2 separate regions of the Homo sapiens genome follow, and region 1 is linked to region 2. Evidence: chromatin loops called from intact Hi-C (ENCODE). Cell type or tissue: Caco-2. All regions are shown on one strand. Each heading gives the region's core, and the rest is flanking DNA. Links, peaks and the distances in the headings are about the cores only.

Region 1 (16,834 bases), core at 5,535-13,534, 53 kb after region 2:
TGCTATAAAAAAATGCCTGAGATTCAGGGTTTAATTTGTCATACATTTCTGCAGGCTGTACAAGTATAGGACCAACATCGGCTCAGCTCCTTGTGAGGGCTCAGGAAGCTGACCATCATGGCTGAAGGCAAAGGGAAGCCAGCATATCATGTGGCAAGAGCAGGAGCAAGAGAGAGAGAGAGAGTAGGAAGATACCACACTCTTTTAAATAACCGGATCTCATGTAACTGCCAGAGTGATAATTCACTGATCACCAAAGGGATAAGGCTAAGCCATTCATGAGAGATCTACCCCCATGACCCAAACACTTCCCACAAGGCCCCAACTGCAACACTGGGAATTACATTTCAACAAGATTTAGAGGTGACAACATCCAAATTATATCAAGCAGTAATGGGAAAAATTAGGGGGGGGAAGCTACCAGACATACAGAAAACAAATAGTAAAATGGTAAAAGTTCTTCTTTATTAGTAATTACTTCAAATGTAAATATATGAAAGTCTTCAATCAAAAGACAGAAATTAGCAGAATAACAAAAGACACACACAAAAAACATGATCCAACTATATGCTGCCTTACTCTGGATCCAAAGAAACAAATTTTTCAAAAAAGAATGGAATAACACATTCCACGAAAATATTAACCCAAAGAAACTTTGGGTGGCTATACTAATATCACACAAAATAGACTTTTGGTCACCTACTGTTCCAAGACCAAAGAATGACACTACATATTGATGAAATGGTCAGAATTCAGTGGATAAATAGTTCTTAAATAAGTTCAATATACCACTTTCAATAATGAATAAACATCTAGACTGACCAATAAGTAATTAGAGGATCTTGAACAAAACTATAAACCAATGAGACCTAGTAGATATATAGAACATTTCCCTCAACAACAGCAGAATACACAAGTGTACCTAGAACATTCTTCAGAATAGACCATATGTTATGTCACAAAACACACCTCCATAAATTTTAAAATGTAGAATTTTACAAAGTAGCATTTCTAAACAAAATGGAATGATGTTAGTTATCAATAAGTATAGGAAAAATGAAAAATTTAACAAATATTTGAAAGTTAAACAACACACTATTAATCAATAGAGTCAAAGAAGAGATCACAATGGGGGTCAGAAAATTCATATAAATTTTTAGAAAAATTATAATAAATAGTAACAAAACATAACAAAGCTTGTGGAATGCAGCAAAGGCAGTGCTCACTGGGAAATTTATAGCAGTAAACGTCTACATTAATTAATAATATATATAAAATCAATAACCTTAACATTACATGTTGAGGTAGAAAAATAAGAGCAAAATAAACTCAAAGCTATTCAAAAGAATGAAATAAGGGATTAGAGTAGAGATAAAGTAGAGAATAGACAAATAATAAAATCAATGAAGTAGAAAATTGTGTTTTTGAAAATATCAACACAATTGACAAACCTTTAGCTAGACTGACGAAATGTTGAGTAAACTTTATCACTAATGTGATGCTAGCTTCGGAATTTTTATAAATCTCCTTTATTATATTGATGAAGTTTCTTTATTTTTCTAGTTTCCTGATGGTTCCTGCCATGAAAGAGTAGTAGTTCTTGTCAAATGTCTTTTCTGCCTCAATTGAGATGACCATGTTGTTTTTCCTCTTAATTGTATTAATGTGGCGTGTATTAGTTTCCTAGGGCTATTATAACAAAGTACCACAAATTAAATGGGTGAAAAAATATAAATCTATTGTCCCAGTTCTAGAGACAAGAATGCTGAGATCAAAGTGCTGGTATGATTGTGCTCACTCTGGAGGCACAGGAAAGTATATGTTCCAGGCTTCTCTCCAAGCTTCTGGTAGCTGCTTGTCTTGACACAAGTATTCACATGGTATTTTCCTTTTGGTGTGTGTCTTTCTCTTCACATCACATTCCTTTTTAATAAGAACATCAGTTACATTGGTTTAGGGACCCACCTATTCCAGTGTGACTTCATCTTAACTAGTAATTACATCAACAAAGACTCCTATTTCCCAATAAAGCCACATTATAAGTTACTGGGGATTGAAACTTTAACTATTTTGAGGGAGTGCTATTAACCCCTACCATGGTGTGTTAAATTGATTGGTTTTCTTAATTTGAACAACCCTTGCATTTCTGGGATAAACCCCACTGAGTTGTAGTTTAAAATCTTTTTAATATGCTGTCAAATTTAGTTTTATAGCATTTTTGTTAGTTTTCTCCCTATCTATATTCACAAGAAATATCAGTGTTTAATTTTGTTTTCTTGTAATGTTTTTATATGGCTTAATATCTAGGTAATGCTGACCTCCTAGAATGAGTTAAGAAGTGTTCTTTCCTCTTTTATTTTCTTAAGATTTTGAGATGAATTGGTGTTAATTTTTTCTTAAATGTTTGGTATAACTCACCAGTGAATTCATCTCTTCCTGGACTTTTCTTTGTTGGAAAGTTTTAATGTTTAACCACAGCTATTCAACAACTTATTACAAATTTCAACCAGAACAATTAGACATTTACAAAAATGAAATGCATCGAAATTGGAGAGGAAGAAGTCAAACTGTGTCTATTTTCAGATGAGAAGAAAAATTCTGTGTATATAGCAAATCCAAAAGAATCCACAAAAAGGCTAAAAGAGCTAACAAACAAATTCAGCAAATGTCCATTATGCAAGATACACACACGCGCACACACACATACACACACACACAAATTATGTTTCTACGGACCTGAAATAAATATTTTTTAATGTAAGAATGTATATTAGTCTATTTTGCATTGTTGTAAAAGATACTGGGTAATTTATAAAGAAGAGAGTTTTATTTGGCTGAAGGTTCTGCAGGCTATACATGCATGGCACTAGCATCTCCTCAGCTTCTGGTGAGTTCTCAGGAAGGTTTGACTCATAGTAGAAGGCAAAGGGAGAGCAGGTGTGCCATATGGCATAAAAGGGAATGAGACATGCCAGCCTCATGTAAACAACAAAATCTCACATAAACTCATTACTGTGGGGAAGGTACCAAGCCATTCGTGAGGAATTCACCTCCATAACCCAAACACCTCCCACCAGGCCCTAGATCAAATGTCAATATGAGGTTTGGAGGGGACAAACATCCAAACTATACTAGAAAGTAATTCCATTTACAATAGCATCTAAAAAAATAAAATACATGGGAATAAATTTAAAGAGATGAAAGGCACTACAAAGAATACATCATTGCTGAAAGAAATTAAAGAAGAGCTAAATAAATGGAAAGACATCCTTAGTTCATGGGTAGGAAGATTCAATATTATTAAGATGTCAATATTACTCAAAGTGATCTACAGATTCAACATAATTCCTAGCAAAATTCCAATAGCTTTTTTATGCAGAAATAAAAAAGCTAATGCTTACATTCATAAGAAACTATACAGGGTCCCAAATAGCCAGACCTTGAAAAAGAAGGACATTGTGAGAGGAATCACACTTCCCAATCTCAAACCTTTTTACAAAGTTACAGTAATCAAAACTGTATAGTAATGGTATATCAAAGAACAATATCAAGAGAGTGAAAAGACAATTTACAGAATGGGTGAAAATATTTTCAAATCATACATCTGATAAAGGTATAAAATCCAAAATATATTGTAAAAACTCCTACAACTCAACAACAAAAAGGAAAAAACAACTGGGCAAAGGAGGTGAATAGACATTTTTCCAGAGGAAATATACAAATGAGCAAAAAGCACATGCTATGATGTTCAACACTATTGGGAAATTCAAATCAAAACCACAATGAGTCACCACTTCATGCAGACTAGAATAACTACTAAAAATAAATAAACAAAATAAAAATAAAAACAGAAAATAAGTTTTGTCAAGTATGTGGAGAAATTGGAACACATATATTGCTAAATGCAGGCTAAATGCAGAATTATTACATGACCTAGCAATTCCACTTCTAGGCATATACCAAAAAGAAGGGAAAATATAAACTCAATCAAATATTTATACATTAATGCTCCTTGGAGTATTATTTGCAATAGCCAAAAGGTGAAAACAACCCAAAAATCTATCATCAAGTGAATGGACAAAAAAAGTCATATATACATACAATGGAATATTATTTAGCCATCAAAAGGAATGAAGCCCTAATACATACTACGACATAGTTGAACCTTCTGAACATTATGCTAAGTAAAATAAGCCAGATGTAAATGATAAATATATAATTTCATTTAAATGAGATATCTAAAATAGCAAACTTGCAGACAGAAAGTTGATGAGAGGTTACCAGGGGCTAAGTTTGAGGGTAAGAACAGAAAGTTACTGCTTAATAGACAGAGTTTCTGTTTGGAATGATGAAAAAGTTTTGGAAGTGTTGATTGCTGCACAACACTATGAACATAATGCTACCGAATTTTACAATTAAATATGGTTAAAATGGCAAGTATTGCCACAATAAAATTAAAAAAAAATCCTCAACTTCTTGGGAAACTGAAGACAGTTGTATTTATTAAGGACAGGACATAACACAATTGAATTGAGAAGAGCATCACTAAATGGAAAGAGTTACTTATTAGGCTGAGTAATGCTGGCTCCTAGAATGAGTTAAGAAGAAAAGAAAACAAAAGACCTATCTCACTGAGTAATCTAGATAATTGGATGTAAAATTCTTAGAGGTAAATGAGAAAAGTAGTGATGAGAATAAATGAGTGTGTAGTGAGACATTATCAACTGCCTTCCTTAAACTGGGCTCTGGTAATGGGAATATAGTAAAACTGACTGACATTTTAATCCTCATTGGCTGTGTAGGAGAAATGTGATCTCTTGGTTTCTATAGCTCTTTGTCATGAAATTTATTATCATAGCACAGTAGGAGCGCAAAGGTGCTAGTAATCAGAATATCAGATAAATGAATCTTTACTATAGTTTTAAATCCTCAAAGTTAATGTTCCACAGTAATACTGTTCATATTTTAACATTAATTAGACTTTAAACTTTAGACTTCTTTCACTTTATCTTATTTTGCTTTTATTATATAAGCCCTACATTTTCACGTCCTCATTATGTACCCTATTTCTTTCCCCTATTACCTTGCCCCAAACTCAGCTGTCCAAATGCCAATTTCTTGCACAAGTTTATCTCATACTCTATTTTTCAAAAGCACAGATTCCATGACCAATTCCAATGTGCAGTTTCTTTCTGCAACATGGTCAGAAATGCTATTATATAAAAATACAAGTAAATTCTATGCTGTTTCCCCTAGATAATACCAGATTCTACTTTGTATAATACTGGACTTGTATTTATTTCCAAAAGAAGAAGACATTACTGAACCAACACATTGCTTTCTACACAGAATTGTGAATTCACCTTCATTTATCCATGAGGATCTGATTTGATCTGCTAGTTACATTCAGTTAAAGTAATTTAAAAATATAAATCTAAGATGTAAGTTATACATATGGCAAGACAGAGGTCTTGATAATACATTGAGGAAGCCAGTGTTCAGTCCCTCAATCTCTGCTGACTACTTTCTCATTTCTCCATTCCCTGACTCCCTACTATGGTCACTATCTATACCTCACCTTTTCATCTCCTCCCCCATTGCTGTTTACCTGAGTTGTACTTATTTTCTTGATACCTGTTTTTCTATGCATCAAATTTCTGCTAATGTGTTAGATTCTTTAATTGGGAGACAAGTGTTTGTTGAGTCAACTATACTAGAGTGCTTGCACTACTGGCCCCCAAATTCCCTGATTTATAGCTTGTATTTTGTCTTTAGTATTCAACTTATTCATTTTATAAATCTAAGTTCCCTCAAACTTGTAAACATAATTTACAATCTGGTATGGTCACTTGTAAATATACTAATTTGTGTTACAAGTGCTTACTTTTACTTGTATTCTTTGTTTCATGCTCAATTACCTTACCATTTGGACAGTGGAAAACTGCCTTAAACATTTACCATGGTTTAAAAATTTTATTAATTCCTTAAAACATTTCAGACTACATGAAAAAAACAGTCCATTTTTCTCAAGAATTCAATACATCTACATCTAAATCTAGTCAACATATGCTTCCTAACATTTACAAAACTCTTAAATCTAATATATCAGACTCTTAAATTTTAAAAATCATATAGTATAAAGTTTCAAAAAAAGCAAAAAATATAATAATTACAAATTAGCAATGCTAGGGATTTTGATAAACCTGCACTCATTTAAATGCACCTACACAAATATTAATATATACACATAAACATTATTATGAGTATAAGACAACTTTAAGCTTTGTGACCAAACCCAAAGATTTGGGTGAAGGATTTCATTGGTGGTTACCATTATGGTGTCTAAAATGATTAAAATTTGCCAGACACAACCCACTGGTCACCACTGTGAGAACCAGACCAATCTAGGAGCTATAATCTTGGAAGACACCCAATTGACTTAATATTTATTTAAATCAATAGGAATGTCTCCAAAAGACTATTTGCCTTCTGATTAGTTTTTTAATTGTCTGAATATATAACCAGAGACTACTTAAACAAGAAGAACCTAAAATGTAGTGAATTAAGAAATTTATTTTCCCATGAGCAGAGTGAGAGCCCATTAGAGGTCAAGGGAAATAATAAAACAACTAGAGAAAGACAAAGAGACCAATGTTTTCTCTATGAGTGCCAGAGTATTGTCTAAGTAAATTTACAAATGCTGTGGATAGATTCTTGACTAGAGCTTTCAGGAGTTTAATGAATCTTCTTCCCCCAAACAAGTATAAAATTGAACAAAATTATCAGAACAAATCTTATCAAGGATCCGGAAATAGACAAAGAGGAAACAAGGAAGTGAGAAGGGATTATTCATGATAACCTGCCAGAGCATCAGGTAAGAACAACGTCTGTTTTGTGTGAAGCTGCTTTCTTCCTTCTCTCTTGATCTTTGTCAGGTGGAAGGACAGTTTTCTCAGGGTATGGCTAACCACCATAACCAGAAGCTTTGCTGTCAAAAAGGGCACACTTTATTTGGGGCAAAATGCAGAAACCCACAGTGATTTTTTCATCAATAATAGCAAACTCAGCAGGAAATAAAGGGGAAAACCTACAACTCTGCTAGGACTAGTTTGCGGTCATAATTGGTGCACAGAAGGGACTAGCCACAAATTTACAAGGAGATCCTGGATATTGGAAACTGAGCTCTTTATCTGCGTTCACATGATACTTTTGTTTAAAAGCGTGTGGCACTTCCCCAATCCCCCAACATTGTCTCTCTCTTGCTCCTAATTTCACCATGCCGTACAGGCTCCCACTTCACCTTCTATCATGAGTCAAAGATCCCTGACACCTCCCCAGAAGCCAAGTAATGTCAGCACCTATAGAATCATCAGCCAATTAAACCTCTTTTCTTTGTAAATTATCCAGTCTCAGGTATTTCTTTATAGCAACGCAAGAATAGCCTAACACATCAGGGACAAATTTCACTTGTTCATAGCATGTAACACGTTTAATGTCCTACTGAATTTGGTTTGCTAGTATTTTATTGAGGACTTTTACATCTATGTTCATTAGCAATATTGGCCTGTAATTTCCAAGCATCTTTGCTGATCACAATGAAATAAAACTAGAATGATAACAACAGTAAGAAATAGGGTAAATTCATAAACACAAAGAAACTAAGTAAAACAATCAATAGGTCCAAAGAGGAAGTCAAAAGGGAATTTCAAAATACCTTCAGACGGATGAAAACAAACACAATATCCCAGAACTAATGAAATGCAGGAAAAGTATCTCTTAATTACTTGGAGGGAAGTGTATAGACATAAATGCCTACATTAAAAATGAAGAAAGGTCTTTTTTTCCTTAGCCTCCTCCCTCCAGGAAAGGTCTTAAATAAACCACCTAACTTTATGCCTTACTCTCTAATTCCTTATACCTCAAGAAATTAGAAAAAAAAAAAAAAAAAACAAATTAAACCCAATGTTAGCAGAAGGAATAAAATAATTAAGATCAGAGTAGAAATAAACCAAATAGAGAATATAAAAAGCTTTAGAAGAACATTAAAAAACTAAGAATTTTTTGAAAAACACAATCAACAAATTCTTCTACTAAGAAAAAAAGAAGATTCAAATAAACAAAATCAGAGATAAAACAGGCAACATTACAACAGATGCCAAAGAAATAAAAATAATCATAAGGAACTATTAGGAACACTTATATACAAACAAATTAGATAACCTATAAAAAAAGAATAAATTCCCAGAAACTTACAACCTACCAAAACTGAATTAAGATGAAATAGAAAGCCAAAACAGATAACAAGTGAATTTTAATTATTAATTAAAGACCTCCCAACAACATAAAAAACTCAGGACTTATGGCTTTATGGATGAATCCTGCAAAACATTCAAAGAATAATTAGCAACAATCATTCTTAAACTCTTTTTAAACTAGAAGAAGAACGAACACTTCCAAGCTCATTTTATGAGGCAGTATCAACCTGCTAGCCAAAGACAAAGTCATCTTTTAAAAACTGTTTCGAAATGTTTACATTGAAATATCATAGAAGTGTTTAACTGTGTCAAAGTCACTAATCTCTTCAAACTTCATAGAGATAACTTCTGAGCCTTTATTTGCATCAAACTAATTTAAATTGGTCATATAAAGTTTTTCGGGGAAGGAGCCAAGATGGCCGAATAGGAACAGCTCCGGTCTACAGCTCCCAGTGTGAGCGACGCAGAAGACGGGTGATTTCTGCATTTCCATCTGAGGTACCGGGTTCATCTCACTAGGGAATGCCAGACAGTGGGCGGAGGCCAGTGGGTGCGCGCACTGTGCGCGACCCGAAGCAGGGCGAGGCATTGCCTCACTTGGGAAGTGCAAGGGGTCAGGGAGTTCCCTTTCCAAGTCAAAGAAAGGGGTGACAGACTCACCTGGAAAATCGGGTCACTCCCACCCGAATATTGCGCTTTTCAGACCGGCTTAAAAAACGGCGCACCACGAGATTATATCCGGCACCTGGCTCGGAGGGTCCTACGCCCACGGAGTCTCACTGATTGCTAGCACAGCAGTCTGAGATCAAACTGCAAGGCGGCAGCAAGGCTGGGGGAGGGGCGTCCGCCATTGCCCAGGCTTGCTTAGGTAAACAAAGCAGCCCGGAAGCTCCAACTGGGTGGAGCCCACCACAGCTCAAGGAGGCCTGCCTGCCTTTGTAGGCTCCACCTCTGGGGGCAGGGCACAGACAAACAAAAAGACAGCAGTAACCTCCGCAGACTTAAATGTCCCTGTCTGACAGCTTTGAAGAGAGCAGTGGTTCTCCCAGCACGCAGCTGGAGATCTGAGACCCGGCAGACTGCCTCCTCAAGTGGGTCCCTGACCCCTGACCCCCGAGCAGCCTAACTGGGAGGCACCCCCCAGCAGGGGCACACTGACATCTCACACTGCAGGGTATTCCAACAGACCTGCAGCTGAGGGTCCTGTCTGTTAGAAGGAAAACTAACAAACAGAAAGGACATCCACACCGAAAACCCATCTGTACATCACCATCATCAAAGACCAAAAGTAGATAAAACCACAAAGATGGGGAAAAAACAGAACAGAAAAACGGGAAACTCTAAAACGCAGAGCGCCTCTCCTCCTCCAAAGGAATGCAGTTCCTCACCAGCAACGGAAAAAAGCTGGATGGAGAATGACTTTGACGAGCTGAGAGAAGAAGGCTTCAGACGATCAAATTACTCTGAGCTACGGGAGGACATTCAAACCAAAGGCAAAGAAGTTGAAAACTTTGAAAAAAATTTAGAAGAATGTATAACTAGAATAACCAATACAGAGAAGTGCTTAAAGGAGCTGATGGAGCTGAAAACCAAGGCTCGAGAACTACGTGAAGAATGCAGAAGCCTCAGGAGCCGATGCGATCAACTGGAAGAAAGGGTATCAGCAATGGAAGATGAAATGAATGAAATGAAGCCATAAGGGAAGTTTAGAGAAAAAAGAATAAAAAGAAATGAGCAAAGCCTCCAAGAAATAGGGGACTATGTGAAAAGACCAAATCTACGTCTGATTGGTGTACCTGAAAGTGATGGGGAGAATGGAACCAAGTTGGAAAACACTCTGCAGGATATTATCCAGGAGAACTTCCCCAATCTAGCAAGGCAGGCCAACGTTCAGATTCAGGAAATATAGAGAACGCCACAAAGATACTCCTCGAGAAGAGCAACTCCAAGACACATAATTGTCAGATTCACCAAAGTTGAAATGAAGGAAAAAATGTTAAGGGCAGCCAGAGAGAAAGGTCGGGTTACCCTCAAAGGGAAGCCCATCAGACTAACAGCGGATCTCTCGGCAGAAACCCTACAAGCCAGAAGAGAGTGGGGGCCAATATTCAACATTCTTAAAGAAAAGAATTTTCAACCCAGAATTTCATATCCAGCCAAACTAAGCTTCATAAGTGAAGGAGAAATAAAATACTTTACAGACAAGCAAATGCTGAGAGATTTTGTCACGACCAGGCCTGCCCTAAAAGAGCTCCTGAAGGAAGCGCTAAACATGGAAAGGAACAACCGGTACCAGCTGCCACAAAATCATGCCAAAATGTAAAGACCATCGAGACTAGGAAGAAACTGCATCAACTAACGAGCAAAATAACCAGCTAACATCATAATGACAGGATCAAATTCACACATAACAATATTAACTTTAAATGTAAATGGACTAAATGCTCCAATTAAAAGACACAGACTGGCAAATTGGATAAAGAGTCAAGATCCATCAGTGTGCTGTATTCAGGAAACCATCTCACGTGCAGAGACACACATAGGCTCAAAATAAAAGGATGGAGGAAGATCTACCAAGCCAATGGAAAACAAAAAAAGGCAGGGGTTGCAATTCTAGTCTCTGATAAAACAGACTTTAAACCAACAAAGATCAAAAGAGACAAAGAAGGCCATTACATAATGGTAAAGGGATCAATTCAACAAGAAGAGCTAACTATCCTAAATATATATGCACCCAATACAGGAGGACCCAGATTCATAAAGCAAGTCCTGAGTGACCTACAAAGAGACTTAGACTCCCACACATTAATAATGGGAGACTTTAACACCCCACTGTCAACATTAGACAGATCAACGAGACAGAAAGTCAACAAGGATACCCAGGAATTGAACTCAGCTCTGCACCAAGCGGACCTAATAGACATCTACAGAACTCTCCACCCCAAATCAAGAGAATATACATTTTTTTCAGCACCACACCACACCTATTCCAAAATTGACCACATACTTGGAAGTAAAGCTCTCCTCAGCAAATGTAAAAGAACAGAGATTATAACAAACTATCTCTCAGACCACAGTGCAATCAAACTAGAACTCAGAATTAAGAATCTCACTCAAAACTGCTCAACTACATGGAAACTGAACAACCTGCTCCTGAATGACTACTGGATACATAACGAAATGAAGGCAGAAATAAAGATGTTCTTTGAAACCAACGAGAACAAAGACACAACATACCAGAATCTCTGGGATGCATTCAAAGCAGTGTGTAGAGGGAATTTTATAGCACTAAATGCCCACAAGAGAAAGCAGGAAAGATCCAAAATTGACACCCTAACATCACAATTAAAAAACTAGAGAAGCAAGAGCAAACACATTCAAAAGCTAGCAGAAGGCAAGAAATAACTAAAATCAAAGCAGAACTGAAGGAAATAGAGACACAAAAAACACTTCACAAAATTAATGAATCCAGGAGCTGGTTTTTTGAAAGAATCAACAAAATTGATAGACCGCTAGCAAGACTAATAAAGAAAAAAAGAGAGAAGAATCAAATAGACACAATAAAAAATGATAAAGGGGATATCACCACCGATCTCACAGAAATACAAACTACCATCAGAGAATACTACAAACACCTCTACGCAAATAAACTAGAAAAACTAGAAGAAATGGATAAATTCCTCGACACATACACTCTCCCAAGACTAAACCAGGAAGAAGTTGAATCTCTGAATAGACCAATAACAGGAGCTGAAATTGTGGCAATAATCAATAGTTTACCAACCAAAAAGAGTCCAGGACCAGATGGATTCACAGCCGAATTCTACCAGAGGTACAAGGAGGAACTGGTACCATTCCTTCTGAAACTATTCCAATCAATAGAAAAAGAGGGAATCCTCCCTAACTCATTTTATGAGGCTAGCATCATTCTGATACCAAAGCCGGGCAGAGACACAACCAAAAAAGAGAATTTTAGACCAATATCCTTGATGAACATTGATGCAAAAATCCTCAATAAAATACTGGCAAAACGAATCCAGCAGCACATCAAAAAGCTTATCCACCATGATCAAGTGGGCTTCATCCCTGGGATGCAAGGCAGGTTCAATATACGCAAATCAATAAATGTAATCCAGCATATAAACAGAGCCAAAGACAAAAACCATATGATTATCTCAATAGATGCAGAAAAGGCCTTTGACAAAATTCAAAAAAGCTTCATGCTAAAAACTCTCAATAAATTAGGTATTGATGGGACGTATTTCAAAGTAATAAGAGCTATCTATGACAAACCCACAGCCAATATCATACTAAATGGGCAAAAACTGGAAGCATTCCCTTTGAAAACTGGCAGAAGACAGGGATGCCCTCTCTCACCACTCCTATTCAACATAGTGTTGGAAGTTCTGGCCAGGGCAATTAGGCAGGAGAAGGAAATAAAGGGTATTCAATTAGGAAAAGAGGAAGTCAAATTGTCCCTGTTTGCAGACGACATGACTGTATATCTAGAAAACCCCATTGTCTCAGCCCAAAATCTCCTTAAGCTGATAAGCAACTTCAGGAAAGTCTCAGGATACAAAATCAATGTACAAAAATCACAAGCATTCTTATACACCAATAACAGACAAACAGAGAGCCAAATCATGAGTGTACTCCCATTCACAATTGCTTCAAAGAGAATAAAATACCTAGGAATCCAACTTACAAGGGATGTGAAGGACCTCTTCAAGGAGAACTACAAACCACTGCTCAAGGAAATAAAAGAGTATAGAAACAAATGGAAGAACATTCTATGCTCATGGGAAGGAAGAATCAATATTGTGAAAATGGCCATACTGCCCAAGGTAATTTACAGATTCAATGCCATCCCCATCAAGCTACCAATGACTTTCTTCACAGAATTGGAAAAAACTACTTTAAAGTTCATATGGAACCAAAAAAGAGCCCGCATCGCCAAGGCAATCCTAAGCCAAAAGATTGAAGCTGGAGGCATCACACTACCTGACTTCAAACTATACTACAAGGCTATAGTAACCAAAACAGCATGGTACTGGTACCAAAACAGAGATATAGATCAATGGAACAGAACAGAGCCCTCAGAAATAACGCTGCTTACCTACAACTATCTGATCTTTGACAAACCTGAGAAAAACAAGAAATGGGGAAAGGATTCCCTATTTAATAAATGGTGCTGGGAAAACTGGCTAGCCATATGTAGAAAGCTGAAACTGGATCCCTTCCTTACACCTTATACAAAAATCAATTCAAGATGGATTAAAGACTTAAATGTTAGACCTAAAACCATAAAAACCCTAGAAGAAAACCTAGGCATCACCATTCAGGACATAGGCATGGACAAGGACTTCATGTCCAAAACACCAAAAGCAATGGCAACAAAAGCCAAAATTGACAAATGGGATCTAATTAAACTAAAGAGCTTCTGCACAGCAAAAGAAACTACCATCAGATTCAACAGGCAACCTACAAAATGGGAGAAAATTTTCGCAACCTACTCATCTGACAAAGGGCTAATATCCAGAATCTACAATGAACTCAAACAAATTTACAAGAAAAAAACAAACAACCCCATCAAAAAGTGGGCGAAGGACATGAACAGACACTTCTCAAAAGAAGACATTTATGCAGCCAAAAAACACATGAAAAAATGCTCATCATCACTGGCCATCAGAGAAATGCAAATCAAAACCACAATGAGATACCATCTCACACCAGTTAGAATGGCAATCATTAAAAAGTCAGGAAACAACAGGTGCTGGAGAGGATGTGGAGAAATAGGAACACTTTTACACTGTTGGTGGGACTGTAAACTAGTTCAACCATTGTGGAAGTCAGTGTGGCAACTCTTCAGGGATCTAGAACTAGAAATACCATTTGACCCAGCCATCCCATTACTGGGTATATACCCAAAGGACTATAAATCATGCTGCTATAAAGACACATGCACACGTATGTTTATTGCGGTATTATTCACAATAGCAAAGACTTGGAACCAACCCAAATGTCCAACAATGATAGACTGGATTAAGAAAATGTGGCACATATACACCATGGAATAGTATGCAGCCATAAAAAATGATGAGTTCATGTCCTTTGTAGGGACATGGATGAAATTGGAAATCATCATTCTCAGTAAACTATCGCAAGAACAAAAAACCAAACACCGCATATTCTCACTCATAGGTGGGAATTGAACAATGAGATCACATGGACATAGGAAGGGGAATATCATACTCTGGGGACAGTGGTGGGGTGGGGAGAGGGGGGAGGGATAGCATTGGGAGATATACCTAATGCTAGATGACGAGTTAGTGGGTGCAGCACACCAGCATGGCACATGTATATATATGTAACTAACCTGCACAATGTGCACATGTACCCTAAAACTTAAAGTATAATAAAAATAAGTAAATAAATAAATAAATAAAATAAATTAAAAAAAGTTTTTCTACATAAATCATAAATTTTCCAATATTATTTTAAAATACTGTTGTCTTAATTACATGTTTTTATGCTGTTGCACTTATAGGAATGCTAATTACGCCCCCAAAAGTTCAAAATTATAGTGAAATCTATTTTTGTGAGGGAGATTGTTTATGATAATACATAAGATAACTATCTTCTTTACTTTGGTGAAATAAAATCAACACATTTGGAATTTCTAAGAGACATCTTATTTCCAAAGTTCTTACTGAAATTTTAAGAAAGTGACAGCAGATAGGTCATTTGGGGAGGATGTAAGAGGTACATTGATAAAATGATTTAACGTGTATAAACCACTTACGAAAACCTGATACAAAGTAATCTTAAATTTGATCAAATAAAAGCATGACCTAAATTTCCATGCAACCTCACATGTCTCACTTCTCCTCTGGAGAATTCAAATAACCCATAATGTCACGTTGAAAGAAAATGAGGGTTCATGCGGGTTCATCTAAGACACCCAGGTCTCTTTAGATCAATAGGAGAATTAACAGATATGCAATTTTACGTTCAAAGGCACTTAATGACAGCTAAGGGAACTACTGCAGAAAAGTCTTATGATCTTTTCATGTGAGGTGAAACCTCAAATTTGGAGACTTGTAAGAGTTCTGGTGATAAAAGAAACAATAAATAAATACACTTAGGGAAGGGTCATATCATTTACACTTCGTTATTCATTTATGTCAGTTTATACGTAGCTAAAAGATTTAACCAGTTCTCTTCACTCCAGAAAACATAGAAAAGGGTTATGTTGATGGGATAAGTTACTCCCAGTGGGAACAGTGGCTTCCTTAAAGAATACTACCATTTGCACCTAGAAGGATCAGATGTGAGAGAGACAAGAGAGTGGTAATGACTTTTTAACTCCAGTACTTAAGAACTACAAGTGCTATGCTTATGATCTCAAAAACTAAGTTAAAAACTAAACAGAATCCCACATAGGATTTTGGACTTACATTTAATGTTATTTAATGTGCTGAAGGAGATTATGTGAAATATTTACTGAGTTTCTACTATGTCTCAGGCACTGTGCACAGTGAGGTGATACAAGAATAAGTAGAACACTTGTAGCTTTGGCTCACTATAATACACAAGAAAGACACATTAACTGATAATCACAATACTTTGTAAAAAGTGATATGACTAATGTAAGCAATGCATAATAGAAAGGTACATTAAAAGCATATCTAATGTACCAAACTAAATAATTTTTAAATATGAAACCAGTTCTGTAGAAATTACAATAACAAATTCTCAGAAAATGAAATATAAATGTTATATCTTTTATAATAAAAATATGGCTAAATACTAATGAAAATTGGAACATAAATGACTATTATATCAACATTGTTGAAACGAATCTGGAGGCCACATATCAAGATATATTAAGAAACATTTATAAATATGCCTGAAGTCTGAAATGAATTATGGGGAATCAAAACAATTATGTTAACTCTGAGTATCACTTATTTTTTTCTTTTGTAAAGTATTCGTGATTCTAAAATTAATAAATAAAATTAAATTTTTAGTAGAATGGAAATCATCATTCCTTATTTATCATTTATTTTCATATGGTTTTTAATGTTAAATAATATTATTTTTAAGGTTAAGTAATATCTTATGTTTTAATGCCAAAACTTTCAAACATCATTAACCACAGAAATGCTTGAAATTATGGTAAATTTAACAATTTTACTAAAAGAATTATATAACAATGCATACTTGCAAGTTGCATTTCTTTCAGTACATCACTTGCATTTGGGTAGGTAAATTCTGAAACAGGAATTTCATTTGTATTTCTAGCTCACACAGCTTTCTAGCTTCTTAGTTGCAATACTCCTTCAAACAATAGGTTATACAACCACATAAAGTGGGAACAATTTAGGAACTTTCTTTATAGATTTCTGGATTTACAGTCACGATTTTATAAATACATTTTCCAAGTGAAATAAACACGACAAAGAGAAAAATGAACAAAAAAACCTTTCATTTTCTGATGAATTTATTGGATAGTCTAAGTGTCTTTCATCGAATTGTCACATTCTAAACTGATGTGTGAATTGCTAAAGGTTATGCTT
Region 2 (16,834 bases), core at 6,378-14,377:
ACAGGTTCTGAGTGAAGTGATAGAGTCACACAGACCTCAGAAGCAATCACCTTTAGATATTCACCTTGATTCATTTGTAAGGGAGATTGTTGCCAGACTTTTGTCAAAGATTTTCAGCCCAAAGCATAACACTGAAATTGAGTTGAAAAACATGACCCAAAGAATAGTAAACTCCATAAATAGGCATTTCAATAAAGCTAAAATTCACATTCTCTATGATGACAAAGAACAGGCTTTCTTTTCTTTCAATACAGATATTGTGGATGAACTTGCCACCTCAGTTTATAGAAATGCTTTAAAGCAGCATGGGCTAGACCTTGCTGTTGATAAAGAGTCTGAAGACAGTGGCATTTTTGTGGAAAATATTACCAATTTAATTGTAGCAGCTATTTCAGATTACCTTCTTCATCCACTGTTTTCTGGGGATTTTTCAGCTTCTACCTATTCTAATTCAGTGGCTGAGAATATTGTTCAGGACATCCTTAGTAACATCAGTAAATCTACTGAGCCAAGCCAGAGTGTACCTCTATATAACACCTTGCTGCCATACACATTTTTAGAAGATATGATCAGAGTACTATTATCTAAATTATTTTCTTCTGCATCTAGCCTGGTTCTAAACAGAGACACCCAAAAAGATATATCAAGAGTGAATTTCAATGACATTGCTTCAAACCTAGTTAGTGATATTAGGATGAAAGTTTCCCAACATGAAATTCGATTTTCAAAAGAGGAAGAAGAAACCAAGTTTATTTATTCAGAAGATGATATTCAGCACCTTGTTGATTCAGTATTTGCAAATGTTGTGCAAACCTCTGGTTCTCAAGAATCAGCTGTGCAAAATATCACAAGCAGTAATGACATTCTTATAGATAGAATAGCAGGTTTCATCATTAAACATATCTGTCAAAAACATCTTCAGCCATTTGTGAGTGGAAAATCATTATCTTCATCAGACACATATTTTGATGATGAGAGAAGGCAGTTATTTTATACCAGTGTTTACTCTTCAACATTCTTGGAAGATGTAATCTCTGGGGTTTTAAGAAAAATATTCCACAGGGTAGTAGGCATTGTACAAACAAAATCCATAAGAGATTCAGAAGATGAACTGTTTGAGAAAGCTGAAGAACTCATACATTTGATTACAGGGGAATTCTCAAAAGCCCAAGTTAGCATTATAGATAATACTGAGGAAAGACTGTGTTTACCTCCAGTGGAGAGGGATGTAGTCAAAACAATTGTTGACATGGTGTACAGCAAAGTTTTGCAAGAATATGAAATGGAAGTCGTGCCCAATAAAGATTTTCTAAATGACACAAAGACATTGGCTGCAAGAATAACTAATATCATCCTGGCTGAAATTTTTGATTTCCAAATTCATCCAGATCTTATAGCAAATCTGCCTTTTAAATCACATTCCAAACTCAGTGCAAATGTTTTAATACAAAGAGTTCAATATGATATAAGTAAATCAAGATTCCAAAGACAAGCTTCAACAATGTATACCACTATGTTATCACATAGTCATTTGGAAAAAATAGTTACTCAGCTTACATCTCAGATAAGTCCATTGAACACCAGTGCAGAGCAGTCAGATACTACTAAATCAGACTTAAGTAATACAGTGATAAAACTGATAAATGAAATTATGTCAATAATTTCAAAACATGAAATATGTATTATTAAATATGGGAATAAAAAACAGAGTATGATTTCAGCAAAAGATATCCAGTCTATGGTTGATTCCATTTATGCTGATCTTTCTCATTCAAATATATACCAGTCCATTACAAAAGATAAAAAGAGCATAAGTGACATACCTGTTTCAAAAATAGCGAGTTTTATAATAAAAGAAATCTTTAACCATCATATTCAATCATTTTTATCTGAAGATAAAACTCTCCTTTTGGCAGCAGTTGATCAAACTTATAAATTGAAAGCAATAGATCCTAAACAAAGAGAATTATCTTTTATTGTGAACTCATCTGTCTTTTTGGAGGAAGTAATTTCTGAGCTCTTATGCAAAATTCTTTATGCATTTTCACATAACATGTTGGTTACTGAAAATCCAGATAGAGTGAAACTGAAACTTACCAGGATTGTTACAACATTGGTAAATTCAATTGTTCTGGAGTTCACCACATCAGAGATTTTAGTTGCAGATAACTTTGATAAAAATTTGTGTTTCTCAGAAAGATACAAAGAAATGGTTCAAAAAATAGTCAACTCAGTATATGGAAAAGTATTAGATCAATATAAATCTCTGATTCAAATACATAGGGTTATACAAAGTGACACAATATGTTTTGGTAGGAAAATATATTATTTGCTATTGGAAGAAATATATGATTATCAAGTGCAGTCATTAGTTTCAGGAGAATTAGAGTCTTCTTCTTATTCGTATCCCCAAGCTGATAATATCATCAGAAATGTGCTTAACATAATCACAAAGGATAGCCATGCCTTGCCACCATATATTACTGTGTTGCCTCATTCTCTTTTAGAAGATATGGTTTACAGGCTTCTAGGGCATGTCTTCCCTTCAACTCACACTGAAAATGAACTAAAAGAGAAAAAGTTTCCACCGGATGATGAATTTGTGGAGGCAGCTTCAAAATTGACTGATGAAATTATAAAAGAAATTTCTGAACATGAGATTCGACTTTCCATGGCAGAGGATAATGCAGAAAGTATGCAGTTAGAACCTATTGAAAATTTGGTCGACTCCATATGTAATAATATTTTGAAAACATCTGAATTCCAAGCTGAAGTACAAAAAGATGCAGACAAAAAAGGATGCTCATTCCTCAGTAAATTAGCTGGTTTTATTATGAAAGAAATCATGTATCATCATTTACAGCCATTTTTACATGGTGAAGAATCATCTTTCAGTGACTTATCTGATTATGACCATGTCTCTGAACTTGCTAAATCTGGTAAAGAAAAGACACAGCCTTCTCTCTATTCAGCTACATTTTTGGAAGACATAATCATTGACCTTGTTCACAAATTTTGTTCTCTCCTCATTATTACTGAAGATTCTAAGAAAAATGAAATGGCAGAGCTAGATATTATGGGCTTGGCTCTAAAACTTGCAAATTCTCTGATAAGGGAATTTAAGAAAAGTGATATTAAAGTTTTACCAAATGCTGAAAAAATGTTTTCTTTTCCACCAATTGATAAAGAGACAGTTGATAAAATATCCAATTTTGTATATGAACAGTTCATAGAAAAATGCACATCTCATGATATTCAAAAAGGTGATGAAAGTAACATTGCTATAGGGATGATTGCTGCTCTAACCCAGAAGGCAATATCTGCATTCAGGATTCAACCACTTTTTTCAGGAGACTGGTCTTCCACCTTCTTTTCATTTCTAAATCCAGATAATATCACCCAAAGGGTTCAACACCTACCACAAAACACCTTTACACAAATAAGCAGATGTGCAAAAGAGAACCAACTTTCTTTACCAGATCAATCATATAAAGATACTTCTTCCACCCCAGATTGCAAAAACATGATGAGCACTTTGGAAATAAATAGAGGTACAATGAATAGAAAGAAAAGTTTTAAAACCAAGGACACATCAGTGAAAAAAGGTGACATCCAAAATCCAGTACTTAGCTCTATAAATGCAATTATGAAAAGCGGCATGATTAACCTAACATCAGGGTTGGCTACAGGTGTGACAAATAAAAAGGAAGTGGATGAAAATAAAGTGGGAATTTGTACTCAAAAACATAGTGAGAATGTATCAAAAGTTACTTCAACTACCACTGTGAAAAGTAAAGATACTCAGGAGCCAAATTTGAGTGAAACATTTAATAATAATGAAATTGAGAAGAAAAGAAATTTAATTCCAACAGATAAAAAAGGGAAAGATGATGAGATATACACACATTTTTCATTAATAATTGATGATACAGAATATGAGAAGGAAGTACTTGGATCAGATTCTGAAATAGGCTATAAAAAGAAGATTGACAATGCAAGGGAAAGCTCATTTAAAAAAGATGACAAGCTCTTTCAGTTATCCTCCTTGAAGTCCAAGAGAAATCTAGGGACTACAACAGATACTTTGGAAATAAGAATTCGAACATCAAGCAATGAGGGGAGAAGAGACTCTCCAACACAAACGTGTAGGGATGAGGAACACCACTCAGATTATGAACATGTTCAAAATGTCATTGAAAATATTTTTGAAGATGTTTTAGAACTATCTTCTTCTCCAGAACCAGCATATTATTCGAAACTCAGTTATGACCAAAGCCCCCCAGGTGATAATGTATTAAATGTAATTCAAGAGATTAGCAGGGATTCGGCACAGTCTGTTACAACAAAAAAAGTATCCTCCTCAACTAACAAAAATATCTCTGCCAAAGAAAAAGAAGAGGAAGAGAGAGAAAAAGAGAAAGTAAGAGAGGAGATTAAAAGTGAACCCAGTAAACCAGATGATCCTCAAAACCAACGAGAAAGTAAACCTGGAATTTTTCCCGCTAAGTTTTTAGAAGATGTTATTACTGAGATGGTTAAACAATTGATCTTTTCTTCTATACCAGAAACACAAATACAAGATAGATGTCAAAATGTTAGTGATAAGCAAAATCAAGCCAAACTCTATGACACTGCTATGAAACTCATCAATTCACTGTTAAAGGAGTTCTCAGATGCTCAAATTAAGGTTTTCAGGCCAGATAAGGGAAATCAGTTCCCTGGGGGTAAAGTGTCTTCAGTTCCTAAAGTACCTCCAAGGTATAAAGAGCCAACTACAGATGAAGCACCATCCAGCATTAAGATAAAATCTGCAGATAAAATGCCACCTATGCATAAAATGATGAGAAAACCTTCTTCAGATAAGATACCATCAATTGACAAAACATTGGTCAATAAAGTTGTTCACTCCTCTGTTTGTAATATTTTAAATGACTATGGATCTCAAGACTCTATTTGGAAGAATATAAACAGTAATGGAGAAAATTTAGCAAGAAGACTAACTAGTGCAGTGATAAATGAAATTTTCCAACGTCAGGTTAACTTGATATTTTGTGATGAGGTTTCAGTTTCAGCATGTTTGCCTCTGGAATCTAAGGATGTTGTTAAAAAGGTCCAAAAGTTGGCCCAAACAGCCAGCAAAGAATGTCAAACTTCATCACCATATACAATAATATTACCTCATAAATTTTTGGAGAATGTGATTTCTGCTCTTTTCTCCAAAATTTTCTCAACAATATCCAGCACAAAAACAAAAGAACCTGAGGACAATTTGTCCACAGAACTGAATTTCCTTCAAATGAAGTTAGTAAGTGCAGTTGCAACAGAGATCTCCCAAGATAAATATATGACTATACAGTATGTAGAAACCTTACAATCTGATGATGATGAAATTATTCAATTAGTGGTTCAGTCTGTTTATAATAATCTCTTGCCACAGTTTGGATCACAAGAGATTATACAAAATTGTGTAACCAGTGGATGCAAAATCCTTTCAGAAAACATAGTTGACTTGGTTCTACGAGAAGTGGCTAGCAATCAGCTGCAGAGCTATTTTTGTGGAGAGCTAACTCCACATCAGTGTGTGGAAGTTGAAAACATCGTTGAAAAGATCCTTAAAGATGTTTTCCAAACTACTGATGTGCCCCTACCTAAACCTTCACATGCTGATAAGCTGTCTTATAACATAATAGAAGAAATTGCTGTGAAATTTTTATCAAAGCTTTTATCTATATTTCCAAAAGTACATAAAGAAAGAACAAAATCTCTAGAGACTGATATGCAAAAAATAACTTCAAAAGTACTAAATTCAGTCCAAGAATTTATCTCCAAAAGTAAGATTAAACTTGTACCACCCACCAAGGAATCACCTACTGTGCCTGTAGCTGATAATGCAACTATTGAAAACATAGTTAATTCTATTTATACCAGTGTTTTAAAGCACTCTGGCTCTTATACTTCTGTATTTAAAGATTTAATGGGTAAAAGCAATGTCCTCTCTGATACAATAGGCTTTTTAATGGTGAATGCAATTTCGAATTCTGAATTTCAACCTCAAGTAGAGGAAGAAGTATCAAATTCAGAATTAGTTCTGGAAGCTGTCAAAATTATGGAAAAAGTGATCAAAATTATTGATGAACTTAAGTCTAAGGAAAAGTCTTCATCCAGAAAAGGTTTGACATTAGATGCCAAACTTTTAGAAGAGGTGTTGGCCTTGTTCTTGGCTAAACTAATAAGGTTGCCAAGTTCCTCAAGCAAAGATGAAAAAAACTTATCAAAGACTGAGTTAAATAAAATTGCATCTCAACTGTCAAAATTGGTAACAGCTGAAATTTCCAGAAGTAGCATTAGTCTAATAGCTTCTGATCCTGAAGAGCACTGTTTAAATCCAGAAAATACAGAAAGGATTTATCAGGTTGTCGATTCCGTTTATAGTAACATACTGCAACAATCAGGAACCAACAAAGAATTTTATTATGATATAAAAGATACAAATACAGCCTTTCCTAAAAAAGTGGCTAGTTTAATTATTGATGGAGTTTCAAGTTTTCCATTAGATACAATTAACTCAACAATTTCAAATGCTGATCTCTCTGGAGAGCTAGACGTTAATAGAATTGTTCAAAAGGCCCAAGAACATGCTTTTAATGTGATTCCTGAATTAGAGCAAGAAAAGTTAGATCAAAATTTATCTGAAGAGGAATCTCCAATTAAAATAGTTCCACATGTTGGAAAAAAACCAGTCAAAATAGATCCAAAAATTATTTCAGAACACTTAGCAGTTATTTCTATAAAAACTCAACCTCTTGAGAAACTTAAGCAGGAGTGTTTGAAAAGAACTGGACATAGCATAGCAGAACTGAGAAGAGCATCAATAAGTGGGAGAAATTACTCCTTAGGATCACCTGATTTAGAAAAGAGAAAGACAGAAAGACGTACCTCATTGGATAAGACTGGAAGACTGGATGTAAAACCCCTAGAGGTAAGTGCAAAAGCAATGGCATGAAAATGAGTGAATAGTGAGACATGGTTCTTCTGTGATTTCCTTCCTCAAATAAGTATATGGAAATGCATTCATTGTTGTTGGTGTTTCTCAGCCCAATAGGAGAATTAGTTGCATCAGTTCATCCATACAGTCATATTATTTACTAGGATTTGTCATGTTAGTTCTGTGGCTCACTCTAAAAGTCTCAGGCTAGTTTCCTAAGACAATCCTTTTGAAAGTTTTTTTTTAAGAATGAGATTGTAAGCACATACCCTTCACAGTAAAACCAGACTGACAGAAGTTATAATTGTCATTTAAATATTTAAAAGCAGCAAACTTGTATAGTTCCTTAGTTCGTTATGGATATCTAAAGGTGTTCAAACAGGCCAGTTAAAAGAATATCAGGATATGTGGAATAATCTAAAATAGTTTTAATTTTCAAATTTAAAGCACCAGAGTAATACTCATTTCCTTTTAGTAACACTCATCAGCAAACGTTGGACTGCCAACTCTTAGATTACATTTGTTCTATTTTACTTCAATTATATTAGCCTTTCCCATTTGCCCTGGCCTCTCAAGATGTACCCATTTTCTTTCCACTTACACACTTGTTTTTTTTAAAACCAGCTGCAGTATTGCTGCTATTTTTATGAGCCTCTTCCCTATTGCTCTAGACCTAACTCTCCCCTGTAACCCCATACTCAGCTCCCAAATATTTTAACCGGGAATTTAAAATGCCAAAAATAATGTCCTTATTACAAGGAAACTATTACTGAGGACAAAAGATTTGTCTCGCCAACAGATAGGTTGCACTGATCCATCAGACATTTTGATTTTTATTAAAATCCCTTTAACTGATGGCATGCATTTGTGGGAGGGCTGAGTATGCTTAGGCATGTAGTCTGTAGCCCGGACAATTAGCAAAGTTTTATAGAACCATGCCTCCTGGAGCATAAGCTTAGAGTAAATTTTTTCAGCACTCTTCTGCAACCCACTAAACTGAATCTCAAGGCTAGTAAACATGCTAATTAATGCTTTAAGCTTTCACACCCTGATATAGTTTGATATTTATCCCTGCCCAAATCTCATGTTGAATTGTAATCCCCAATGCTGGAGGTGGATCCTGGTGGAAGGTGTCTGGGTCATGGGGACAGACCCTTCATGGCTTGGTGCTGTCTTTGCAATAGTGAATTCTTGCAAGATCTGGTCATTTAAAAGTGTGTGTCACTCCCCTGCACCCTGCCCAACACATACACATTATTTTTCTCCTGCCTTCACTTTGTGATGTGCCTGCACTTATTTTGCTTTCAATCATGATTGGAAGCTTCTTCAGGCCTTCCCAAAAACAGATGCCACTATGCTTCCTGTAAAGTCTGCAGAACCATGAGCCAGTTAAACCTCTTTTTTTTTTTTTTTTTTTTTTTTTTATAAATTACCTACTCTCAGGAATTTCTTTACAGCAGTGGAAGAATGTCCTAACACAGAAAATTGGTACCAAGGAGTGGGGCGTTATACCTGAAAATACGGAAGCACCTTTGGAACTAGTGCTGGAAGACACCAGTTCCACACAGAGGCTGAAGACAGAGCCTCTTTTTTGTGGACAGAGGCTAGAAGAGTTTAGAAGGCTCAGAAGAAGATAGGAAGATTAAGGAGAGTTTGGAACTTCTTAGAGATTGGTTAAATGGTTGTGACTAAAAGGCTGATGGACAATGGTAATATGGACTATGAAGGCCAGGCTGATGAGGTCTCAGATGGAAATGAGGAATTTACTGGGAACTAGAGCAAAGGTCACTTTTGTTATGCCTTACCAAAAACTTGGCTGCATTGTGTCCATGCCCTAGAGTTCTGTGGAGTTTGAACATGTGAGTGATGACCTAGGATAGCTGGCAGAAGAAATTTCTCATAAATGAAACATTCAAGATGTGACATCTTGACAGCCTATTCTCAGATGCTTCTAACAGCCTATTCTCAGATGCAGGAGGAAAGAAATGACTTAAATTTGGAATTTATATTTCAAAGAGAAGCAGAGCATAAAAGTTTGGAAAATTAGCTGAGCATGGTGGCTCACACTTGTAATCCCAGCACTTTGGGAGGCCAAGATGGGTGGGTCACTTGAGGTCAGGAGTTTGAGACCAGTCTGGCCAACATGATCTCCAACTCCATCTCCACTAAAAATACAAAAATTAGCTGGGCATGATGGCACACGCTTGTAGTCCCAGCTACTTCGGAGGCTGAGGCATGAGAATCACTTGAACCTGGGAGGCAGAGGTTGCAGTGAGCCAAGATCATGCCACTGCTCTCCAGCCTGGGTGACAAAGCGAGACTCCACCTCAAAAAAAAAAAAAAAAATCAACCTGGCCATGTGGCAAAGAAAAAAAAAAGGTTGTTTGTTTGTTTGTTTGTTTGTTTTTTGAGAGAAATTCAAGATGGATGTAAAACTACCAGTTCTTAGAGAAAGTTCCAAAACTGAAAGAGATCTAAGAGCTAATGTTCAAGACAATGGAGAAAAGGCTTCAAAAGCATTTCAGAGACCCTCACTGCACTCTGTTTGATTTCAGTTCTAGAGGCCTAGGAGCAAAGAATGGTTTCATGGGCTCCGCAGACTCAGAATAACATTCCTCACATTCCCACCGCAACTTTTCTAGCTGTGGCTCAAAGGGGCCCAGTTACAGCTTGGGCTGCAAAGCATAGCCTTGGTGGTTTCTATGTGGTGTTAAGCCTATAGGCACACAGAGTTAAAGAGCAAATGAGACTTCTCAGCCTCTGCCTAGATTTCAGAGGGTGTATGGAAAAACCTGCATGCCCAGGCAGAAGCCTGCTGCAGGAGTGGAGCCCTTACAGAGAACTTCTACCGGTAAATACAGAGGGGGCATGTTAAGGTTGGAGATCCCACACAGAGTCTCCACTGGGGCACTGCTTAGTGCAGTTGTTGGAAGAAAGTCTGCATTCTGCAGACCTCAGAATGGTAGATCCACTTGCATCCTACACCCTCAGCGTGGAAAAGCCTCAGGCACTCAGCAACCTCTAAGAGTATCCACCAGTGCTGCAAAAACCACAGGGGCAGGACTGCCCAAGGCCTTGAGAGCCCCACCCCTTCCATCACTGTGCCCTAGATGTGGGACATACAGTCTAAGGAAATTATTTTGGAGCTTTAAGATATAATGATTGCACTACTGGGTTTTGGACTTGTTTGAGGCCTGTAGCCCCTTCTGTCAGGCCAATTTCTCCCGTTTCAAACATGAATGTTTGCCCAATGCCTGTACCTCCATTGTATCCTAAAAATAAGCCATCCTAAAAATAAAACAATAAAGAAGCAGACATGTGGAACTCAGTTAAGGCATGTGATTGGCACCAATCGGGCTACCAATATTATCTATCTTCAACAAAAGGACACAGCAGTGAAGAGAAAGAAAGGTTAGGTTAGAAACCCTACACTCTTGTTGGTTCTGCCTCAAGACTTAATTCTCTGTTTTAAGGTACCATAGATTCTTAACACACTAGACATATGCATACTAAAACCACTGGTAGTAACATATCCCAAAATATAAAATGATTTTGGATTTTCTAAACCACTGTTTTCCTCCAATAGCACAGATAATCAAAATTTATTTTTAAAAAATTTTAAAGAGGTTCTTCTGATATTTTGTTATTGCAGATATTCCTTTGAGGCACCATTATCTGAAAAACTGGTTTATGATATTACAAAGGGAGGCTGAGAGCTAAGATTATTAACTTAATTTTGAGATTCTGTGACGTGGTCAAAAGCTAGAGAAATGGGGAAATTCTGTTATTTAATTATAATTGTCTTTTCTTTGATCTGTCTTTAACATTGACATTGGAAACTGAGATTTAACTTAGGAAGTGAGAAGACATGAAGATTTATATTTTGAAGAATCTTTTGGGAAATATGACCAAAAGATCAAAAGTGGAGGAATAGGGAGTAAAGATTTTAAAACCATTATTTGGGGTATTCATTACTTTTGAAAATCAAGATCAGTGAATATGTTGCCCTTTTTTCTTGAAAATATGTGTATTTAGATTTCTCTATAATTCCTTACCTAGGATTTTGGAAAATAGGTTATCCTGTCTACTTCTGTCACAAAACTTTCAAGGTACATGACTAAGAGGAAGTAATTAAATTAATTATGCTAAACCTTGCTCTGACTTTTGGACTAAGTTATATTAGATTAAGGTATGTAATAAATGTAAAAAAATGCATGCCAACAAATTTTTTTTGTTATTTGTCTTTATTTCTTTTAAAAATATTGCTAATATATAATTAAGTGATATTTGAAGATATTACTTAAATCAAAACTAGAAATTATAAGAAAATAGCTACATCATAATTGAACTATAGGAAAGTGATTTAGGCATTTGATTTTAATATTTGCTATACCTTTAATTTCAGGCCGTTGCTAGAAATTCATTTCAGAATATAAGAAAGCCTGATATTACAAAGGTGGAGCTCTTAAAAGATGTTCAAAGTAAAAATGATCTTATTGTTCGATTAGTAGCTCATGATATTGATCAAGTGTATTTGGAAAATTACATAAAAGAGGAACGAGATTCTGATGAAGATGAAGTTGTTTTAACACAGACTTTTGCAAAAGAAGAAGGCATCAAAGTATTTGAAGATCAAGTGAAAGAAGTCAAGAAGCCAATACAAAGCAAACTTTCTCCTAAGTCAACACTAAGCACGAGCAGCCTGAAAAAATTTTTGTCACTAAGTAAATGTTGTCAGACCACAGCCAGTGCAAATATTGAAAGTACTGAAGCAATCTCAAATCAGGTAATAGAATCCAAGGAGACACATGTTAAAAGAGCTGTTGCTGAGCTTGACATGGCCACACCAAAGACGATGCCTGAAACAGCCTCTTCATCTTGGGAGGAAAAGCCCCAGTGTAAGGTAAGTGATAAGCATGACTGTTAGTGACTAGAAAGGGGAGACATCTTCACAAATCTGGCCCAAGAATGTACCTTGATTAGTCAGAAAAGAATGCTAAAATGAATTCAATCTCAAGCCTGGTGATATTTACAGGATAAGGGAAATTATTACCAGGTACAGCTATGAAACTCAACTGTGGGAAAGCAGGTAATAGGGGAAAAACTAGATTAATTAGAATCCCAAAGAAAAGAGAAAATGGAAACCAGTTAAGAAAAATGTAAGCTAATTATTAAAAACAGTTGGTTTCCACCCTTTTGTATTTTGGCTGGTAAACACTCATTGAACATTTTGTGTGGAGAGCCTAATGCTACTAGAATAGCACCAGAAGACTGGCTGAGGTAGGAGGAACAAAATAAGATCCACGGAAATTCAGATTGTTTGGGTTTGAATCCTAACTCTCAGTAGCTAGCTGACCTTTTGGTAAGTTATATAACCAGCTTATCCAACCTTAACAAGTTAATTCATATATTTTAAATATCACCCTTACAATTAGCCCATAAACTCTGCTGTCAGCATGGTAAACATCTCTTGTTGATGGCTCCAAATTCTCAAATGATGGTCTGGGTCTCAATGACCTTTTGAGTTTGGTCCTGCAGTATAATCTACATTTTAATGGAAAAAAGTTTCAGAGATTAGTCAAAAGATGGATGAGCCCTGTAATTCTAATTAATTTTAGAATTAATTTTAATTATTTTCATCTACTGGATACATGAAATTCCATACCATAACATGTTTTTGGAGAATATACAACTTTTAATTTTCTGATGAGGCCATTCTCTTGATTATCCATTTGATGTGATTCCGAGGTTAACACAAAAGCTTAGATGAACCATAGAAAATAGCATAAATATAACTCTGGTCAATTCAGAAGCACACATGAGTTTGCAACAAATAGATCAAAGTATGTGTTAAGATGATTGACCTGGCAAGGTACCTAATTGACCAGAGTTGTATCTGTGTTCTTCCTCTTTTTGCCCTCAGTAATATATGATTTCAAATATTTTTAAAGTTTAGAAGAAAATTCGACTCTTTAAACATTGTTCCAGGTTTATGTTTAAAATTTGTTCAAAATCTAATGTCATAATTTAGGTAATCTTCACTGAACTATTTCAAGTTAATTATATTGGAAGACACCTTTTAATTAGAATTATAGGGCCCACACCCATCTTTTAACTAATCTCTGGAACTTTTTTCCATTAAAATGTAGATTATACTGCAAAAAATGCCATAAGGTAAGAAAATATATCCCAAACTCCATTTAGTGTAATAGCTGATTTGTCCTTTTCCAGAAAGAAGAAAAGAATCTTGTTACTGAACCAACACATTACTTCATACACAGAATTATGAGTTCATCTTCATACAACCAAGAAGATCTCATTTCATCTACTGGGTATATGAAATTAAAGCAGTAGAAATATAGAAATCTGATAAAGTAGAGCTTATGAGTAGAATGGGGCCCCTGGCAAAACTGTAATTGAGCAAGTATTTAGCTTCAGACCTTCCCCAACTTCTTCCCTTCAGTGGCACCCTACTGTGAATAATTCCAAAGCCACTTCTTGCTATCTGTTCCTTTATTTTTAGATACCTGGCCTCTATGTCCTAGTTTTCAAACCAGTTTCTAGTGTATCAGTGTCTTATATAAAGTATTTGCTAATGTATTAGGGTATTTTCTAACCTGAGAGAGAGAGGTAATGGCCCAGAAATGAAATATGCAGTATCAGTACAAAAGTGTTCATGCTTAGCTCTCTTAAGAAAGCTACTGTCATTGCCTATAAGAAGAATCCAAAGGAATGAGAAAGAAATATAAGTTTTAGCATTCAGAGATAAATGGTAGAAAGCAATGGAGTTTGACATGGCTCTTTAAGAATGGATAGGATACACAAGTGAAAGACAATCCAAGTTTGGATGACACTAGGGGCAAAGTATGGGCTATAACAGTTATAGGGGACAAAGAGGAACAAAGTGCACTGTAGACTTGAAATCTGATTCATAACTCTATCAAGAATAGTGAAAACATCTAAATTTGTGCTTGCATTTATAAAATTATACACAACTTGGAAGAGATAACATTTTTTATTTGGGGAGAAGTACTCATGTTATACACAGAAAAATCTAGTGATTTTTTTTTTTTCATTCAGCATGCTGGAATTGCATTTTTTTTTTGACATGGCCTTATTTTGGGATATCTGTTTTTGGCCCACCATTGTCTCTTTTCTCCTACATAATAGGTTATTTTAACATACATAGCTAGTAATGTTGGAACCTCTTTATTGGTTATATTAGTGAAGTAAAAAGCAGGCATAAATAATACTAAATAAAAATGATTTTAGAGCAAGATAATACCAGGAAGCTCAAGGTTCTGATTTCCCCATGGAAACAAAACATAAGCAACTACAATCTGACTAACACAATTTTATAACAGCTCTGGACAACGGTCTGCAGCAACCAAATGAATATTCAATCAAGAAAAAGCTGGCTGCTCATGATGGCTCACGTCTGTAATCCCACCACTTTGGGAGGCAGAGGCATGAAGATTGCTTGAGGCCAGGAGTTTGAAGCCAGCTTGGGCGACATAGCAAGACCCTAACTCTACTAAAATAAAATAAAATAAAATAAAATAATAAAAAATTAGCTGGAATGGTCATGTGCACCTAGTCCTAGCTACTCAGGAGGCTGAGGTGATAGAATTGCTTGAGCTCAGGAGTTCAAAGTTACAGTGAGCTATGATTTTGCCACTGCACTTTAGCCTAGGTAACAGAGCGAAACTCTGAGACAGAGAGAGAGAGAGAGAGAGAGAGAAGACGAAAGAAAGAGAAAGAAAAGAGAGAGAAAGAAAAAAGAGTAAATGAGAAAGAGAGAGAAGAGAGAGAAACAAAAGGAAGAAGGAAAGAAAAAAAGAAAAGGAAGGGAAGAAGGGGAGGGAGAGAGGGGTGAAGAAAGGGAAGGAGCAAGGGAGACAGAAAGGGAAAAAACACATTCAAAATAGTTAAAAAAAATCTGTGAAGTTTAACTTGCTCTTGGATCCAACTTCCTCCCAGCATAGTATAACACAGTTAAGAGAAAGGAGCCCAATTTACAGTTTCCTCCCTTTGGTGGAAAGAGCAGAGTAGATCTTGTTCTGACCTATCTATGGGCTTTCTTAAGAAATTATTTTTGTTTCACCTGACTAGGAACTCAGATAGGCAATGGTGTTATAGTTTGGTTCTAAGCCTGGAAACCACAGAAAGTAGTGGATAGGTGCCATAATGCATGAAAACTACAGAGGGACTGCAGAACCATAAACACCTTCGGCAGAAATTATGGGAAGAGAGAGATACAACAGCAGAATATCTAAGTTCTGAAGAAGGAGCAGGAAGTGACTCTTTGGGAAATTAAATCATTTAAAAAGCAGCTCAGAAAAACTGAGTTTGGGGAAGCACAAACACAGGCTTGAAAACTACATGCTCAGAAAAGATCTGAAAAAAACCTAAATCTTCACTTCGGACTGTTTCCAAGGCTCAAAGTCTCATTAATTAGTAAATATTTTCCACATCAATCAGCAAAAACTGGAAGAGGTGGCTTCTTTATTATTTCAAATACTCACATTTGAACAAAAGATTACTAAGCATACAAAAAATGGGGAAAATGAAATGGAAATAATAAAATACCCAGAAAATGTTCCTGAAGAAGCACATCAGTTGGACCTACATGGCAAAGACTTTAAGACAACTATCTAAAATATGTTCAAGAATTGTAGGTAGACAAAGAACTAAGGAAATTAGTAAAAATACGTATGAACAAAATTAAAATATTAACAGAAAAATTATAAAAAAGAACCAAACAGTAATTCTGCTTTTGGTAGCATATTAGGGCAACTAGAGTTAACAATAATTTATTGTATATGCCGAAATAACTAAAAGAGAAGAATTGGACTATCCTTAACACACAACACAAAAAGTAATAAATGCTTGAGGTGATGGATACCCCAATTACCCTGACTTGATAATCACACTTGCATGCCTGTATCAAAACATCACATGTAACCCATACAAATGTGCAAGTATTATGTGCTCATAAAAATTAAAAATTAATTCTGGAGCTGAAAAATATAACAACTGAATTGAAAAATTCATTGGAGAAGTTCAATAGCAAACTTGGAGAGACAGAAGAAACAATCAGTGAACTTGAATGCAAGTCATTTGAAGTTGCCAAGTCTAAAGACCAAAAGGAAAAAAGATTGAAAAAAAAGTAAGCAATGCCTAAGGGATTTTTGAAACACCATCAGGCAGAACAATATACACCTTATGTAAATTCCAGAAGAAGAAATTGAGAAAGAAACAGATAGATTATTTGAGGAAACAAGGGCTGAAACTTCCTAAATTTGAAGAAATACATACACAAATAAAAGAAGCTTGACAAACTTCAAGCAGAATGAACACAAAAATATCATATCAAGACACATAATAATCAAACTGTCAGAAGACAAAGATAATCTTTAAAGTAGAAGAAGGAAAGTGATTCATCATGTACAAATAACCCTCATAATATTATTAGTGATTTTCTCATTAGTAACCTTACAAGCCAAGAGGCAGTGAGATGATATATTTAAAGGACTGAAAGAAAAACAAATACTGTCAAACAAGAATTCTACATCCAGCAAAAAATGTTCTTCAAAAATGAGGCGAAATTAAGACATTCCAAGACAAGGAAAGGCTGAGGGAGTTCATTAACACTAGATCTACCTGACAAGAAATGCTAAAGAAAGTTCTTCAAGTTAAAAAGAAAAATGAAATGATGCTAGACAGTAACTCAGAGCCATATGAAATTATGTAAATTTTAACAAATGTAAATACATTAACAAATATAAAAAATAGTATTATCATAATTTAGCTCATATATCCACTTTTTATTTTCTAAAGGATTTAAAA

Evidence for each region. Peaks named below come from ENCODE experiments on the same cell type or tissue, not always from the same donor. Only the 100,000 strongest peaks of a DNase experiment are listed, where the experiment ranks them.
Region 1: a loop joins it to region 2, with 2.6 times the contacts of the local background. A loop is called at or near these places in 1 of 110 quality-filtered maps.

Annotation. Positions count from the first base shown.
Region 1 is chr2:185,855,943-185,872,776 of GRCh38, forward strand. No RefSeq gene overlaps it. Among named protein-coding and RNA genes, the nearest start is that of FSIP2-AS1, 64 kb to the left of the region's middle. RefSeq lists enhancers at 8,360-9,069, 9,070-9,778. In Caco-2, for the core only: no CTCF peak of the experiment used is centred there; DNase peaks (open chromatin) are centred at 8,809 and 9,139; H3K4me3 peaks cover 910 bases.
Region 2 is chr2:185,802,155-185,818,988 of GRCh38, forward strand. It overlaps FSIP2 (fibrous sheath interacting protein 2), which reads left to right. Exons shown (of 23, transcript NM_173651.4): 17 at 1-6,979; 18 at 11,391-11,888; 19 at 13,217-13,317. Among named protein-coding and RNA genes, the nearest start is that of FSIP2-AS1, 10 kb to the left of the region's middle. In Caco-2, for the core only: no CTCF peak of the experiment used is centred there; no DNase peak of the experiment used is centred there.